Regions from separate parts of the Homo sapiens genome. Here region 2 is linked to region 1. Evidence: chromatin loops called from intact Hi-C (ENCODE). Cell type or tissue: endothelial cell of umbilical vein. All regions are shown on one strand. Each heading gives the region's core, and the rest is flanking DNA. Links, peaks and the distances in the headings are about the cores only.

Region 1 (8,265 bases), core at 2,142-7,141:
ATAATGTGAAAGACTCAGTGTTATTTAGTCTCTTACCACACAGCACTTACAGCCTGTGTTCCTTTCAAAGGCTTATAAAAATGTTTTAAGACCTCAAAAGATTTACCGTTTCTAAAATATAAAACTGATAGATTGAAATTAATGTTTAATTAAACATCTACAAAATGTAACATGATGTCAACTTCATTATTTGTTATATTTAGTGTTCATAAAAATTTCATTACATTTGAAAACAATTTGTAGGTTAGATTTTCTCATTTTATAAGAATTTCTGAGTATGCACGATGCCTGCCAAGAAATCATTGCCAATCATAAATTAACTGAGTCACTCTTGATAAAATTTTTTTCAAAAGATTGTTTTAAAATCCTTTCAAAAATTTTATGATAAGAAATACATTTCATGTGGGATATCAATGTACTTTACTATATTTTATGTGATGTAGTGAAGTACCCAAAAGAAAGTGTTACCACTAAGAGCTATTTGCTTTCATATATAAGGGAGATGGTCTTCTCTACTATGAACAAGGTAGAGACAATGCACTATCTTCAATTCCAGTTGCTACCCCTTAAACACACACACACACATACACACACACACACAGTCTCAAACTGGAGGTTTGGGGGTCAACGTTTGTTCAGATAGCCCACCTAGCGCATACTAGCTGTGTGAACCAAGATCACTTACTTTATGAGCCACGCAGTTCCTCGTGGCTAATACAGGCCTTGCAGGATAGTTAGGACTAATACTCACCTAATACTAACCTTGCAGAATAGTTAGGATTATTATAGAACCCAGTCCAGGACCAAATTTGCAGTGGATCCTCAATAACTATCATTAGTAATAATATTTTCCTTGTGAAGTCTAGAGGAGGAGAACCAAATTACAGAAGTTTCTGTGTTTTGTAAAAAGTTGAGAGAACTGAGAGATTTTAGATTGAAGAAGAGACATGAACACAAATGGACTGAAGACTCCTTATGGGAAGATACAGGTCTATTCAACTTTGAATAAGACACTATAGACACTATAAGCTGCAAACTGAATAAATTCATAAGTTAAAGATAGCTGGATTTTAATACATAATATCTATAAGATAGAACAGGGATTGAACTTGTGTTTTTTGGTTCTAGGGGGCAGACCAGGACCAGTGGTTCAAAGTTACATAAGAAGCCAGTATCTCCTTATGATGGGAACAGGAGGCAGAGAAATTCTAGGCAGAAAAGGAAGGGGTCCCTGGTGAAGCCCCACCCTCAAGCCTAGAACCGTGGCCCAAAGTGAGAACATCCCCATTTTCCCACTCAAATGTTGCCTTTTCCAAAACCACCCTGGCCCACCCCGTCCCCCATCCCATACCCATAAAAACCCCAGGCTCCACTGGCAGAGGAGCAGCAGAGAAGGAGAGAAGAGAAGCAGCCAGACGTCAGAGAGAAGCAGCTTGACTTCAGAAGGATGGCTTGACGGTGGGACTTTGGAGAAGAGCCTGGTCAGGGATGGCCAGACTCCAGGGGAAGACCACCTGCCTGCTCCACCCCCTTTCCAGCTCCCCTTCCCACTGAAAGCCACTTTCATCAGCAATAAAATCCTCTGTATTCACTACTCTCCAATTCGTTCATGTGACCTGATTCTTCTTGGACACCAAACAAGAGCTTGGGAGCCACGGATGTGGGCAGTTGAGTTGTTTAACACTTAAGCTATCCATGGATGGCAAAGCTAAAAGAGCACTGTAACGTATGCCCTCTGGGGCTCCAGAAGCTGCTGTGAGGCTGCACAGAGTTCTGCTCCTGCCAGTGCCCAGAAACACTTGTCCTGGCTCCTGCACCCACTCACCTGAGTGCTCCCCCTCCCGTGAGGGGTTAACTGCAGCAGGCTGAGTAAGCGAGGTGCCCCAAGGGGTCACGGAAAATTTCCTGTTTCACTTATTTTAAAGAACAACTTTATCACAATTAGAAGTGGCCAAAACTAGAATGGGCTTCCTCACGGAAAAGTGCATTTCCTATAAATAGAGGTATGGAAGAGAGACTGGAAAGAATTGAGGGCTAGACCAAATGATACCTGCACCCCTTCCAACAACTTTGACCTTTCTATTACCATCTCAGCTTAGATCAAACAATAACCTGATTGTCAGTAGGTTCTCAATTATAATTCCCAACCTCACCATGCTAGCACTGAACAATCAGATGAGATCAGGCCTCTGGTACGGGCCCAAAGAGAAAAACTTGCTAGCCTGTTGTTGAACTCCCACCCAAATGGATATGAGATGCCAGGAAAAAGAATGTCCATTGAGAAGCTATTCTTGCTTGTCTTGGCTGCTTTCTGTTCAGTTATGAACATAAGTTTCACGGAAACCATAAGCATTTAATAAAATACCTTAGGTAAGAGTAAAAGAGAAGCTGCCCAAACTCTCTGCATTATGGTCAGGAATTCTTGGATTAAATAGAATTCAATCTAAGTGCTGGCTGAATTGTGTAGTGATGTATAAAAATCTTTTTGAACAATAGTTAATGTGTTCATGTTGTCAAAAGACAATATAGTTAAAATGAGGAGCAATCTCAGTTATGGTGCTTAAAATCTGCTTTATCTGGGAGAACATTGTAAAGTGTCTAAGGTTATGACTTAGTTGCTTGGCTCCACTTAATATCTGTAGACACTGGGTGCCTCTTTTTGACTGCTTTACATTTGATACTGACAAATTTTTAGTTATTTCTGTAAAGGATAAAGCCAATCTGGATAAACTAGGTCACCATTGTACAAACAGTCATGGCCTGAAATAAGCAATAATTAACCAAAAAGGGCCAGACAGACATGGAAGTTGTATGTGCTGTGCCTTCACTTGTGTATTTTAAAGTTTCCTTTCTCTGCTGTGCTCACTCTTTCCTCCCCCATCCTCATCAATGTGTCGCTGATTTTGGACTCATGAAATAGGGCCAGGGCCGTTTCAGGCAGCACTACAGGAGACTTCTCATTTGGGCCTGTTTATATTTTGCCAAGGAAAACTGCAGTTGAATTGTGACCACGTGTTTCTTTTTTTTTATTTTTGGCCCAGTCACGGAGAAGAAACAGGCTTTCTAGCTGGGCAAACACCCAGTACATCAATGCAGCTCAGAATGCCTTCATTTTTCCTCTTTGTGTTGGGAAAGCGGTAGCTCTGTGCCTATGGTAAGCTGTATCTAGTTCAATGAAAAGTCCGAGTGACTTGGGTCCAGCTCCTGAACCAATGCTCTCTCTCACTGCCTGCGTCTGGGTGAAAAAATATAACTTTACCTCTCTGGGTCTTTGATGCTAATCTGCAAAACTCCAGTAAAAATCCCTGTCACCATCATTTCATAAAGAAGGGAGGAGAATGGGTGTGAAAATGTGCTCCAAGGAAGCCCCATGTTTCAGCCTTAATACAACTTTTTCCAAAACATCTGTCCTGAATGTAGGAAGGTGATTCCACTGAGAAATGCCTTGAGTTGTTTTTCCAGCAGGGGAGGGGAATTTGTGCTGTGTCATTCTCACTCTCTCACCTGGTTTCCCCAGGGACAAGGCGGGCTGAGTTTGGGGTACAGTCCAAGTCTAGGAAACAGTCTTTTTTTTTCCCCATTGTATGAAGCTAATTGGCCCTTGCGGAAACTGGACCCATTCCCTTGGACTAATTAACACTATTGCCTATTAGCTCCAGCTGAACGAACTTCCTCAAACTTACATTCATTTTATTTAGTACATAGCAATTTGCATTTTTAAAAGATAACCTGCCCATAGCCTCTAGCCACTAAATATGCCTCAAATTCCATATGCACCCATATGCAGTACAGATTGAACTTCACACTCTGGCTCCGAAAGTGTTAGAAGCTATTTAAAACTTGTTAATTTGTCAGTGTGGCATAGGTGGGGGTGGGGTATGGGTGGAGCCCTGACTCTGCCACTAACTAAATGACCTTCCTGGAGTAAGTGATTAGCCTCCCAGGACCTGTTTCCTCTTCTTTAAAGTGAGGGAGTTGACTAAATGATCTCTAATGCCCATTCTAGGTTTAAAATTCTATGATCTTTACAATTAGATGTTTTGAGAGCATGCAGCTTCATTAATAAATGGTAGTATTCACTGCCAGTGGGAGAGTAACACTCAGTTAATAAGCGTGCCTCCTCCTCATGCTCCATACACATAATTCTTAGTGAAAGTTAATGGGAATTAGAAACATCACTAGCAAAACAATCAATGCCAGCCCTTTAACCAGTGACCTCCTGGTCTGTCATTTTGTTGCCTGTATCTGATCGTCCTTTCATAACTCGGGAGACCTGAACCCTGAGCAAAATGTGCTGAAGGAGATTGACATCAGGACACACTGACCTCTGTGAAGAAGTGTGTTCTTGTCAAAAGCCAAGTCCTCAAGGCAGAGCAGAAGCAGCCAAGATAGATGGAGGAAAGGTGCATGCATTGTACCCCATTCTTAATGGGGTCAGAAGTTCAGTTTCAACTGAGATGCACTGAAGGGAATCTGCTGGATGATCGCAAAGCGAGGTTTCATAATGTGCTCTTCTCATAAGGTGTTTTCCGTACCCCATTGCCACTACGCACAGTGTGATTTGCCACTTAGGTTATTAGATCAATAGGATCTGATAATGAATTTTACATAAATCTATGTTATCTAACCAATACCACATCATTTCAGTTAAATTTCCTGGCTTATTTATACACAGGAAATTGGCAAAACCACAGTCTCAGATAACGCCTCCCCTAAAGCCCTCGATTGTTCTCTAGCAGTTTGGATGGCTGAGTGTGCACCATGGTCACGCAAAATCTGCTGTGATTTTCTTTCCTGCAGGAACCAAAGACAGCAAACAGGAGGAGCACATGTGACAGAGCCTTTCCTGCCTAGCCCCGGCTGGACACTATCTGGGATTTCTCACTGTTCCCTGCATTCTTACCCTTGACCCCTTGGTGCTATCCAGTTCCCCCTGTGTCAGGTCCCTCTGAAAGCTGCGATTTCCTCTCCTGACAGGCAGCAGGAAGGGGAGAAAGCTGCAGGCCAACCTTTGCTCTGAAAGAACTGAAAGGTTATTAACAAAGGGAGCATTGACAGGGTGTGCTCAGGAAATATTGATAAAGTGAGAGAGAGAATGAGGAGAGAGAGAGATGCCTTCCCAGCCTTCACCACTCCCACCATCTTTCTTTCTCTCTTTCCTCTCATCTCTCTCTCTCTCTCTCTGCAGCCTGAGATATTATGTACACTATTTTAAAGGCTGGCCCAAACAGACTTCTATAATACCTCTTAACCTTATTGCAGAATGATTCCCAGCTAAAAACTCTGACAGATGAAGTTATAGGTTCCTTGTCAATAAAATGGGAATAATATTAAAACCTACCCCATAGGAAGTAAATGAATCGATGTACAGTACAGGGCTTAGAATACAGCCTGACATAAAATAAGTACTTTAGAAGTGTGAGTTACTGTTAGTGTATCATTAATTATGAATTATCATGTGATCTTAGGAAAAGTAGCCACACCACAATAACAGACAATTTCCTGCCTTAATTTTGCTCACATGATGGACAAGAAGACCTGCAACTTTGAGGAGCTGCAACATAAATGTGCTCCCATAGCCCTTGCTCATTGCCTTTATATCTATTCTTGCTAACTCTAACTCTTTTCTGAAATCTTTGCCTGGATAGACACTGATCTATTCAACTTTTGCAGCTTGCACTTGTTTTTATTTTTAAAATATATTGAGGCCAGGCATGATGGCTCACAGTTATCATCCTAGCTCTCTGAGAGTCTGAGGCAGGAGGATCACTTGAGGCCAGGAGTTCAAGACCAGCCCGTGCAGCATAACAAGCCCCTGCCTCCATAAAAAATAAAAATTAAAAAAAAAAAAAAAACCTGCCTGGATGTGATGGTTCATGCCTGTAGTCCTGGCTACTTGGTAGACCGAATGGTGAGGACTGCTTGAGTCCAGGAGTTCAAGATTGCCGTGAGGTATGATCACACCACTGCATTCCAGCCTAGGCAACAGAGCAAGACCCTGTCTCTAAAAAATAAAGATAAAATTAAAATATATTGTATTTTTATATATATATGTGTGTGTGTGTGTGTGTGTGTGTGTGTGTGTATATATATATATATGGAGAGAGAGAGAGAGAGACAGAGAGAGCAAAAGCACAGGTACAAAGGCAGAAAAACTGGATCTAATCTCAACCCAGATATTTACCAGGTAATTAACCCTGGACAAGTCCTTTTGTATTTCTGACTGAGCTCCTCATTTGTAGAAGAGCATAATAATGTTTACCCTGACTGCCCCATAGCATTGTCATGATTCAATAGACACTATAATATGTAAAGACATTGGGAAGTATAAATCACTATATGGAAATATAAGCAGAGTCTAGACTCTTGAGTTAGTTTTTATGCAATGGTTATAGCTCAACACTTGTTACACGGTCTTTATTGATAATGAAGATTTGTCACCAGGCCTAAAAATCATTAAATTACATCTCATCATACCTGCGTCATATCCGTCACACTCAAAAACCTCCAGCTAGTCATGCAAAGAAAGCTTAGTTGTTCGATACCCTGCAACACCACCATTTACTAACTCTGATGTCAGCTTTTTCTTCCCCACTAAATTTTAGCACTATAATCATGCTGCAAACTCTGTCTGTTCAATGGAGGTTTTTACCCTTTGCCTTTAATGTAAAATGACAGCCAAATCTTCAGAAGGTTTGGTGTTAAGATTATGTCTTTTACATTCCTACAGTCTCTGTTGTTTAGTTCAGCTTGTCACGCTGTCAGATAAAGGCCCATGGAGCGTTCTACAGGAATTATTAATGAAGATTTGACCGGTTTTTCTTCTGGAAACAGATCACTTCACTTTTCATCTCACTGCTTTTTACATTAACAAACTAAAAATAGCCATGAGTATTCCAGGGAAGAAATTACCAATATTTGGCAGTATATTTCTTGCTTTCCAGTTGTTAGATTTGGTTCTTTGCCTAGTTAGGACACAGATAAATGTGTAAATCTTAATAGCATAATCCCCAAATTAGTATCCCTGTATCTTTACTCAGAACATGAAGAGCTAAATCTGATTTCAAAACACCTTGTTTTAAGCATAGGCCTTACTTGGCTTGCCCTGGAAAACAGACATTTAAACACAAAGTTTGATGACGATGGCTTTAGGAAAGTGGCCCACACTGAATTCACCAGCCCAATTGCTGTCCTTCTGCAAACATCCATTCAGAACGACATTGACAAGTGAATCTCTGCCAACTACCGTCTTGTAATCCACACTGCTCTTGTTTATGTGTGCAAATTCACTGTGGTTTGTTGCAGTTCTCTGCTCTGTAGAATCCATTGTAGCCCATCTTCATCTGAGCTCCTCTTTAACAGAGAGAGCCACGTGTGTCAGAATATCATATGGATGAAGTTTGACATCTTTATTCGTCTTCTATTTATGGGATGAACGTACAGTTAAAAGGTGGCTTGAGACCATCAAACCCACATCTAGCTGTGATCTAAGTGGAATTTAACGTAGGTCTCCTGAGGTGAAGGGAGAAATGAAGGAAAGAAATGAAGTGCCTGTTTCAATTTAATACTTTAGGCCAATTTTTTTTTTTAAGAGAAAAAAAATCAAAGGGCTGGGACCTTCCTTGGCCCCCTGAAGTTTTAGGGTTTCAGATGCTCAGAGATACAATCTGCACAATTTCTTGGCATCTGTTTTTTCCAGACAGTATATTACCACTATAAAGTAGCCTGAACAGTGGGGTCCTCCCTACTGGGGGCCCACTTCAAAGGCAATGTTTGATGTCCCCTGATGCTGCCTGTGGGTGAAAGCGCAGATTGTTGTGTTTCATTTATTAATTACTTAAAACAGAAAAATAAAAGCCAATTTTCTTCTAAATTTCTCTCTGTCTACTTTGAGTTAACATCCTCCAATCTGGTTTTTGTCATACACGAGTAATTTTAGTTCCAAATACTGGTATGATGTCATTATTTAACACCTTTTTATCTAAGGATATTGGCGTGTCTTGCAAAAGAGTATGTTGCTGCTTTGTCCTCTATTTAGAAAACAAACATTGAGAAACTAAGAGAGACCACTCCACTATTCCAAAATCACACCATACACATAGTTGGAGATAGGAAGAAAGCCCGGATTTCTTATTCAATTTCATCAGAAAAGGAGACGTCTTCCCAGAACACTGGCAACTCTGGAATCCCCCTGAAACCCAAAGAAGAAAAATGTCCCCCTACTTCCTCATGAACCAAATGTTCCACCAAGCTTTACTTAGAATT
Region 2 (8,265 bases), core at 1,304-6,303, 760 kb before region 1:
ATTCACCCTGTACAGATGTTTCTTATTTATTCTTCAGCAGGCTCTTCAGTGAGTTATCAACAAACCAATGACATACTGTAAGATTTTTAGGGCCGCCTTCTTAATCCTACCTTTAAAACTCTCAAAGTCCATTTCCTTTTTACATACCTACAAAGAGAAGTAACGAACTTGTAAAAACTCAAAACAGATTAAGAACTGCTCTGAGAACAAAAACTTCATGTGCACATAAATTGTCAGATAAAAGAGTTACAACATACAGTCTTTGTGACACCGTTTCTCTTTCAAGGCAGGCCAACCAAAGTCTCTTACCACACTGCTCAAAGTGGTCTCCAGGCTGGCAGTGTGGGCATGATGTCGGAATTGGTTGGAAATACAGAATCTCAGACCCACCCCAGACCCACCTAATCAGAATCTGCATTTTATCAAGGAGACCTGAAAGCACATTCAAGTTTGAGAGTACTGTTCTAATTGACTCCCTCTAAAGATTTTCACAAGATGCTCCACAAAGGAATTGAAAACTAGAAGGCAACACACCATCACTATGCTTAAGGTGTACAGATATAAAGCCGAGAGAGCTGTTTACTAGGACTTTGATAAAGAATATACAAAATTATAAGACTGTTAAAATTATATAGATTGGGAATGGAGAGTGACTGCCAATGAGTAAAAGGCTTGTTTCTGAGGTGATTAAAATGTCCTAAGATTAGGGTGATGGTTGTACCACTCTGTAAATATACCAGAAACCACTGAATTGTATACTTAAAATGGGAAAACTTCTTGGTATGTAAGTTATATTTTAGTAAAATTGTTGAAAACCTTGATTAAACTTTAAAAAGCATAAAAAGATCAAATCATGAATGATAAGGGAGATATAAATTAAAAACACAAGGTATCATCTCTTGACCACAGGAATAGCTAAAGAAGAGAACGAATAAACTGAGATATATTCATGCAGTGGAATACTATTCAGCAATAAAAAAGGAGCAAACCACTGATGCCTGCAACAATATGGATGAATTTCACAAAAATTATTGAATGACAGAACCCAAGTCCCACAAAATAGCAACTATGATTCCTTTTATATGCACTTGTAGAACCAAGCTAGGGTGATATTATAGAAATCAGAGCAGTGTTTGCCTCAGGGGTGGGGAAGAACTAATTGGAAAGAGGCACATGGCAACTTAGTGAAATAATGAAAAACAGCTACGTCTCTGTTGGAGTGGTGGTGACACATGTGACTACATTTGTTAAAACCCATCAAGCTGTTCATGTAAAACCTGTGCCTTTTGTTGGTCAATTATACCTCGATTTTTAAAAAAAAATAACAAAAAATTTTACCCTACCTTGTATATCCATATGTACTGGATATCTTTTAAAAACTAAGAAATATAAATGTTACAGTTAGGCCTCCCTTCTCTCTTCTCTGTCATCCCCAATATTGTAATTGTCTTTTGAGGTGAATGTTTTACTACTGGTTCTTTACCCATTTTAAGCACCAAAACTTATTTCAAATTTAGTACTTTTCCTAAAATTGTTCAGGAGTGCTTACTTTTTAAAACAGAATTCACGCATCTTTTTGTATAAATTATTTTAATCATCATAAGCATCAATTAATGTACCCTGATGTAATACAGGGCTGTCATGAGAGACATGTGTGCTAAAAGGGGCCATTCATTGTTCCTAAACCTAGAGCTCCCACACTTAGTTTTGTTTTTTGTTTTGTTTTGTTTTGTTGTGGTGGTGGTTGTTGTTTTGAGACAGAGTTTTTTGATCATCGCTCAGGCGGGAGTACGATGGTGCAATCTGGGCTCACTGCAACCTCTGCCTCCCAGGTTTAAGCAATTCTCCTGCCTCAGCCTCCCAAGTAGCTGGGATTACAGGTACCCGCCACCATGCCCAGCTTATTTTTGTATTTTTAGTAGAGATGGGGTTTCACCATATTAACCAGGCTGGTCCCGAACTCCTGACCTCAAGTGATCCGCTCCCCTCAGCCTCCCAAAGTGCTGGGATTACAGGTGTGAGCCACCACACATGGCCATTAGTTTTGTTTTATTCCTATCTGCCCTTCTTGTTTACTATTAGCCTGCCTCTTCTCTCACTGCCAGATGCCTACTATATTTTTGTTTTCTTATTTGCAGCTAGAATCATTACGTGGACTCAGGTGTAACTTCTGCAGACAGACATTCCCTGATCAACCTACCCAGGGCTGTTTCTAGCTACTCACACATCATCCTGTTTCTTTATTACCACATTGTAATTTCATGTTGTTTTGTTTTTCAAACTCATGTACTGTTTGCCTACCCTCAAAAGCATTTGTATTCTATGGATGCACAGACCTCATCAGTCTCACATACCATTAAATGGTTAGCAACTTAAAAGAGTGTCTGGCACAAAATACGTGCTTAGGAAAGTCCTGCGGATGGGTGATGAAGTGTCTGGGGGACAAATGAATAATGAATGGCTGGGGAAATCACTGGCTTGAGAATCAGACAACCGAGTCTAAATCTCCCACTTTCAGACCTGGGGCTTGGACTCAGCTATAGTTGCCTTGCCTGCTATGATAGGAAAAACAGCTTTCGCCATATATTACTGTTGTGAGGACTGAATGGCATTCACGTCCTCTTTAGGGTAAAAGACTGAGAATGAAGCCTAGTCAAATTGTGTGTAAAGCAAGAAAAAGCAGATCCTGAACAAGATTCTACCTGTAAAGGATATACGCTTTAGTGTCTGTCCTTCTTATGCAGAGCTTCACTGCTCAGGTCTTTCACATGTAACACCTCTATCTATGTATCTGTTAATTATCTACTAGTTATTTTATAATCATTACATTATAATTATCTTTATCTTTTTACTTACCTAATAGCTAGATTAGTAAAATGCCCTTTCTTCAAGTGAAGTGCTTATTAAAGCCAAATCAAGAACCACCTCCCTACCTCTTACTTCTTTAGAAATTGTTTAAAATACTGTTTACTCCTCTCTAGATTTGAGAAGCAAATAAGGACAGAATATAGAGGGACATTAAAGTTTAAAAGGATACAATTCACAATAAAAGACTCAAGAGTAAAGCCTACAAGTAACTTAAAAAGCAAGATGGTGTAGAGTTCAAATAAGTATTTGGTTTATGTAGTATCTGCCAAATTAGGTAAATGAAAATTATTCATATAATTACCCAAATATGTGAACAGCATAGAGCTAAAGTTAATCCAATTAGAGAAACACACAGAAGAATTTATTACAATTAGATTCTCAAAGTAGGTAGATGACCTTTAACAACTTCTGTCCTAACAGATATTAAACAGTATGACAGCAGTCTGGGCACATCTCTTAGGACTTAAACACACTGAATAACAAGTCAAGAAAACCGCATAGCTAGCTCAATAAAAAGCTGAGCAAAAAACTAAACAAACACAAAAAATGAATACCTTTCCTCCCAAAATGCTCTGTAGGCATGGATAAGATACAGTGACGAGATCATCTAAATGTCCCTATATACAGGGAAACTGAAGATGACATTTTATCCAAAACCTTTTAAGCAAAACTTTTAATCCTTCCTTGTGAAATATTTTCTACATTTTTATATAATTATATGCATACATATATATTACATGTATGTTATATATATAACTATCTATCCATGTATCTATCTATAAAATGTGTATGTATAAAATTTGGCAGATAAGTCCTAAAACAATTGCCATATGCTTTTCCCATCATTTTCTGTATTGTGTGGATTTCTGAGAGAATTATAATCTTTTGGAAAACAAAACAAAAATAATTATATTTTTAATGAAAACACATTTAATGTAGTTTTGAGTCAATAGTGTTAAGAATAGGTATATATGTAGCCGGGTGTTTTTCTTTGTTTTGATTTTGGGAGTTTGGGTTTTTGTTTTTTGAGTTGCTCAGTAGTAAATGATAATTAAAGAACTGTGTGACTGTCCATTTTAATGACTGTGTTTTAGATATCCAGACTTTCTCTTCCATGCTGTCTTTAAGAATAAAGGGACAAGAAAGCTTTAAAATTGGGTTTTAATCTACTTAATGCCACAAGTAGATGAAGAAGAGCCACTGGCCTTGTATACATTTACAAAAGATCTCATAGCTCCATCTAGCTCCAGATGAGGGAATTTAGAAAATAATGCAGAATTACACCCAACAGGACTACCAACACATAAAAGGGAAATCAGGAAGAGTCAAAATGAAACTATTATGCAAGCAGTGAGTTTGTAAGTGCAGGAAATTTGTCAATTAACACTGATTAAAAAGAATATTCATTAGTTAATTGACAGTTGATTTTCTAAGGAAAAAAATCATTCATATCATTATTATTTACTTTTCTAGCACTTCAAGTTTAAAAAATACAAAACATAACGTGAGAAGGGATTAGAATTGAACTTTTTTCCCCCCATTGAAAATGTTATTCTGTCTCATACATTGTTCTAAGTGTTCTGAATTCTGCCTTGAGCTCAGGAAAACAAAGAGGAAGCTACTTCTAAAGTTAAAATTGAAGGATAGATCAGGATATGATGCAGAAATATGACATGATTAGTATTTTTTATTCAAACAATAGAGTCTGTTGAGTTGTTTATAGTCTATAATAAATCAAAGGGAAATTCACACAAAGTCCCCAAAAGGGGGTTATTTAAAAAGAGAATTACAATTCATGAACAGTCTACAAATATCTCTGTAATGTAAAAACACAAAAATATGCAGTAAAATACTAAACAATTAATGTGAATACAGCTAGGAAAATAACTTTGGGCCTAAAATTAAAGAGAGCCAGGAAGAACATCTAAAGTCATTACTGCAAACTGCATTTCCCTAAACTTTAATGTCCCAATATATGATATATGTATGTATGATTATATATTAAAACATAAGGAGTTGCAGTTTGGATTTGATGATACAAAATTAAAAAGCATAAATCTTTTATTATGTTTTAAAAATATTTTCAAACAATTTAAAATGTCTTAATAATAGGCAATCCCACATTTCTCTAAATATAATTTGTTGCTGAGGATCTCAAAACAAACATCAAAATCCCTGAAACCAAAAACAAATGGGTATTTAAGCAAATTTAACTAGTTTCCAAATAAAATATTCAAAAGACACAAAGGAAACATTATGTGCACCTCTTTCTTCACTTTAAAAAACCAGCTCATTTTTGTGTATTATTTTTATTCAACTGAAATGCAACAAAACTTCCAAGTTAATTTCACAGAGCTTAAAAGAAAATATTTAATTATTTGCTCTTCTTGCAAACTCTTCAACATGTGTCCTCATCTTCCTATTTTACTTAGCAAAGTGATCAGATGACCTTAATCAACCAGGACAGCTCTGGCTTGAAACGCTTACCCCGAGCATTTCATTCTCCTCCATCTTTGAGATAGAGACATGACCACCTATTTCCTGGCTTGTCAAGAGTATTAAATCCCTAGCAGAAGGATAGAGCTTCACTATCGGTGTCTCCTCTTGCTCACAATGCCAAAACCTAGCATGCAAACAGAGCACAGGCATTTGATAGGGACTCTTAGCAACTTTCAAATTAATTAACATCATTTTTTTAACTTCAGCTAGGGATATTCTGAATTATAGTTACAGTAAGAGGTATTCTGGTAGTTATCCAATTAATTGTCATGCTCAGCACTTTATTTGGCTTGAAGCCTGACAGCATACTTAAGTTTACTGGCTTCTCAATCTAAGGGGACTTTCTCTACCACCCCATCCAAAATGCTTATATTGGGGGCCTTGGAAAAGGGCAAGAAAGAGAGAGACAGAGAAATGGAGGGCGAAGAGGGTGTTATCCAGAGAAAACAAATACCTGTTTCACTAGTATGCATAGGCAGGTCTGGAAGAGGGTAGAAAGGAGGAATCAGTGTCCTCTGCAACCTGTTCTCACAGTAGGTACAGCCCTATCAGAAAACACTATGCTGACCAGTGGCTGAGGTAACAGAAAACTGGTAATTGACTGGATATCACTCACCTGCAGCCATTGTGAAAACAAGGATATTCTGACATTTAATTATAAACAAAACATTAAAAACACCAGACACATATCTTTAAAACAATTCCAAAACACTTGAGGAGAGCAAGGCAGGAATATCAAAAAGTTAAGGGTAGAGATGAGACTGAATACCCACATTTTTTTTTCCTGTTTTCAGTATTCTTTGATCCTAGATAAGAAAAATATTCATTACCTCCATGTCTCAGCCCAATGTAACAAGACTGCATAAAAAGAATCACAGCCAACAAAAATAAACTGTCTACATTAAAAGGAAAACCTCATACTGCATCAAAGAAGTCATTGAAATATTTTGTTTCCTTAGGTTCCTAGGTATTCCTAAATATAATCTCGGTAAAGATAAACAAATACAATCTTCAGGCTCTAATTTTAGATTTGGCAAAACCCAGAAATTGTCAGTGGTCTAATAAGCTAAATATTTCTTTTTTACATGAAAGATCATCAGAGGCATCTTAGAAAGATCAGAAGCACAATCCTACTTGTAACTCTATGCTTGTCAAAGTTTGATTATGAATCACTCGTATCAAAATCCCCTGGGCTGCTAGGCAAGGAGGAGCGAAAGAACAGTCCTGGGCCCCACTCCAGAATTTCTAAATGTGAATCTTTTAACATGTTCTTCAAGTGGATTCCACACATAAGTTTGAGAAACTGTGAAATGAACCAAGAAGACCAAAAAGACCCATCCCTAATAGGGCTACAAAGCCCCATAAAAATCATACATATAATACCTCCTTGCTTTCACAAATCACATCTGATCTGTATAAAGTAGATAATTGATAGCAACAAAAACCTTTAAAAGGAAAAAATACATCAACCTCAAACAGCCTACAAAGTTGTATTAGACACAGGTCAGATACAGGGAATATCTCATTTTACCTTTTAAATACATGTAACTTCATGTATTTCAGAGGTAGTTGGACGGATAAGTATAACACCTGATTCCCTGTTGTTGGCTTTTAAGTACAAATTGTCAGTCACCAAAGTTGCATGCTCTTTCTACCTAATTGCCATTGCATGGGATCTCCACCACAAATGCAGAGTCCAGACAGATCGTCTCAACTTAACTAGTCCCACTCAATCCTGCCTCATGCAATCCTCCCCAGCTCAACAGATTAAGAAACTCTAAGTTTTGAACTTAAATATACTACATTCGTGACCTATCTAAATCTAAAGTATTTATGACAACGACAGTAAAAAGTGATATTGATGTGTAATTCACTAAAAGTAGAGTTCCTCCCATGAAGTTGTTACAGTAGCAGAGCTTGATCAGGGTATTTAAAAGGAAACTCAAATTCTCCGGGTTTCACGGTCTTCCTCATCTGAAATACTGGTGATAGTGGAGGAAGACTGGATAATTTCTAAAATTTTTCTAGTTTTAAAATTCTACAACTAAGGCATGGGTGTGGATAATTTTTAAACCTCATATATTATGTACAACATCCTTCTACTATAGTTCCACTACTTATGGGTACTGGGAACATATGTAAATTATATAAGCTTTATGAATCAGTCCTTAATTTATAAAATAAAGATAATGGCACTAATATTAACCTAGTGGAATTGTGGTGAAGGTTAAATAAAATAAAGATTTAAAAGTACAGCACACTATCTTTGGCTCATAATAAATCCTCAATAACAAATAACAGGCATCAAAATATCTCAGATTCACTGACAGTTAAGCACAGTCCCTATCTATTTATAGAGCCCAGACTGGCCATGACTTACTTTGTAGAGACCTGTATGAAGTCATTCACATAGACCCTTCACCACCCCAGAAGTGAGATATACAGATATCTTTCACAATGTTCAATGCCCTAAGCAGGATGGCACCTAGGATGTTTCTCTCAGGGAACACTCACAGTCCCTCAGACCCTGCTCCATCAATCTCTGAGATCTAGTCCATAAGGATTCCTTGCCAGCCCAAGACACTGCTTCCTCTCCCATACTTTTTACAGTAGAAGGTGTAGGTTAGTCAGTTTCAATATTTCAAACACTTCCCATTTGGCTCATATCAACAGTTAAAGAACAGTTAAAGATTAACAGGCAGCGATGGGATTTAGTTATTATTATTATTTTTTTAACAACCAAATAACACCCATTCAAAACAGAGAAATGTCTGCTAAATACATCGCCGGAAAGAGAAAGAAGCTATATGAAATGAAGTGGCAAAACACATAAAATGGTCAGGGATTTCTCTTTCACTACTGTTATCAAATTTCAAAATTAAAAAGTCAATAGGGGTA

What was found. A loop is a pair of places that touch in the nucleus more often than their neighbours do. Peaks named below come from ENCODE experiments on the same cell type or tissue, not always from the same donor. Only the 100,000 strongest peaks of a DNase experiment are listed, where the experiment ranks them.
Region 2: a loop joins it to region 1, with 6 times the contacts of the local background. A loop is called at or near these places in 5 of 110 quality-filtered maps.

Annotation. Positions count from the first base shown.
Region 1 is chr2:204,111,116-204,119,380 of GRCh38, reverse strand. No RefSeq gene overlaps it. Among named protein-coding and RNA genes, the nearest start is that of ICOS, 180 kb to the right of the region's middle. In endothelial cell of umbilical vein, for the core only: no CTCF peak of the experiment used is centred there; a DNase peak (open chromatin) is centred at 4,880; H3K27ac peaks cover 2,715 bases.
Region 2 is chr2:204,867,633-204,875,897 of GRCh38, reverse strand. All of the region lies in intron 2 of PARD3B (par-3 family cell polarity regulator beta), which reads right to left. Among named protein-coding and RNA genes, the nearest start is that of PARD3B, 330 kb to the right of the region's middle. In endothelial cell of umbilical vein, for the core only: no CTCF peak of the experiment used is centred there; DNase peaks (open chromatin) are centred at 4,117 and 4,497; H3K27ac peaks cover 1,081 bases.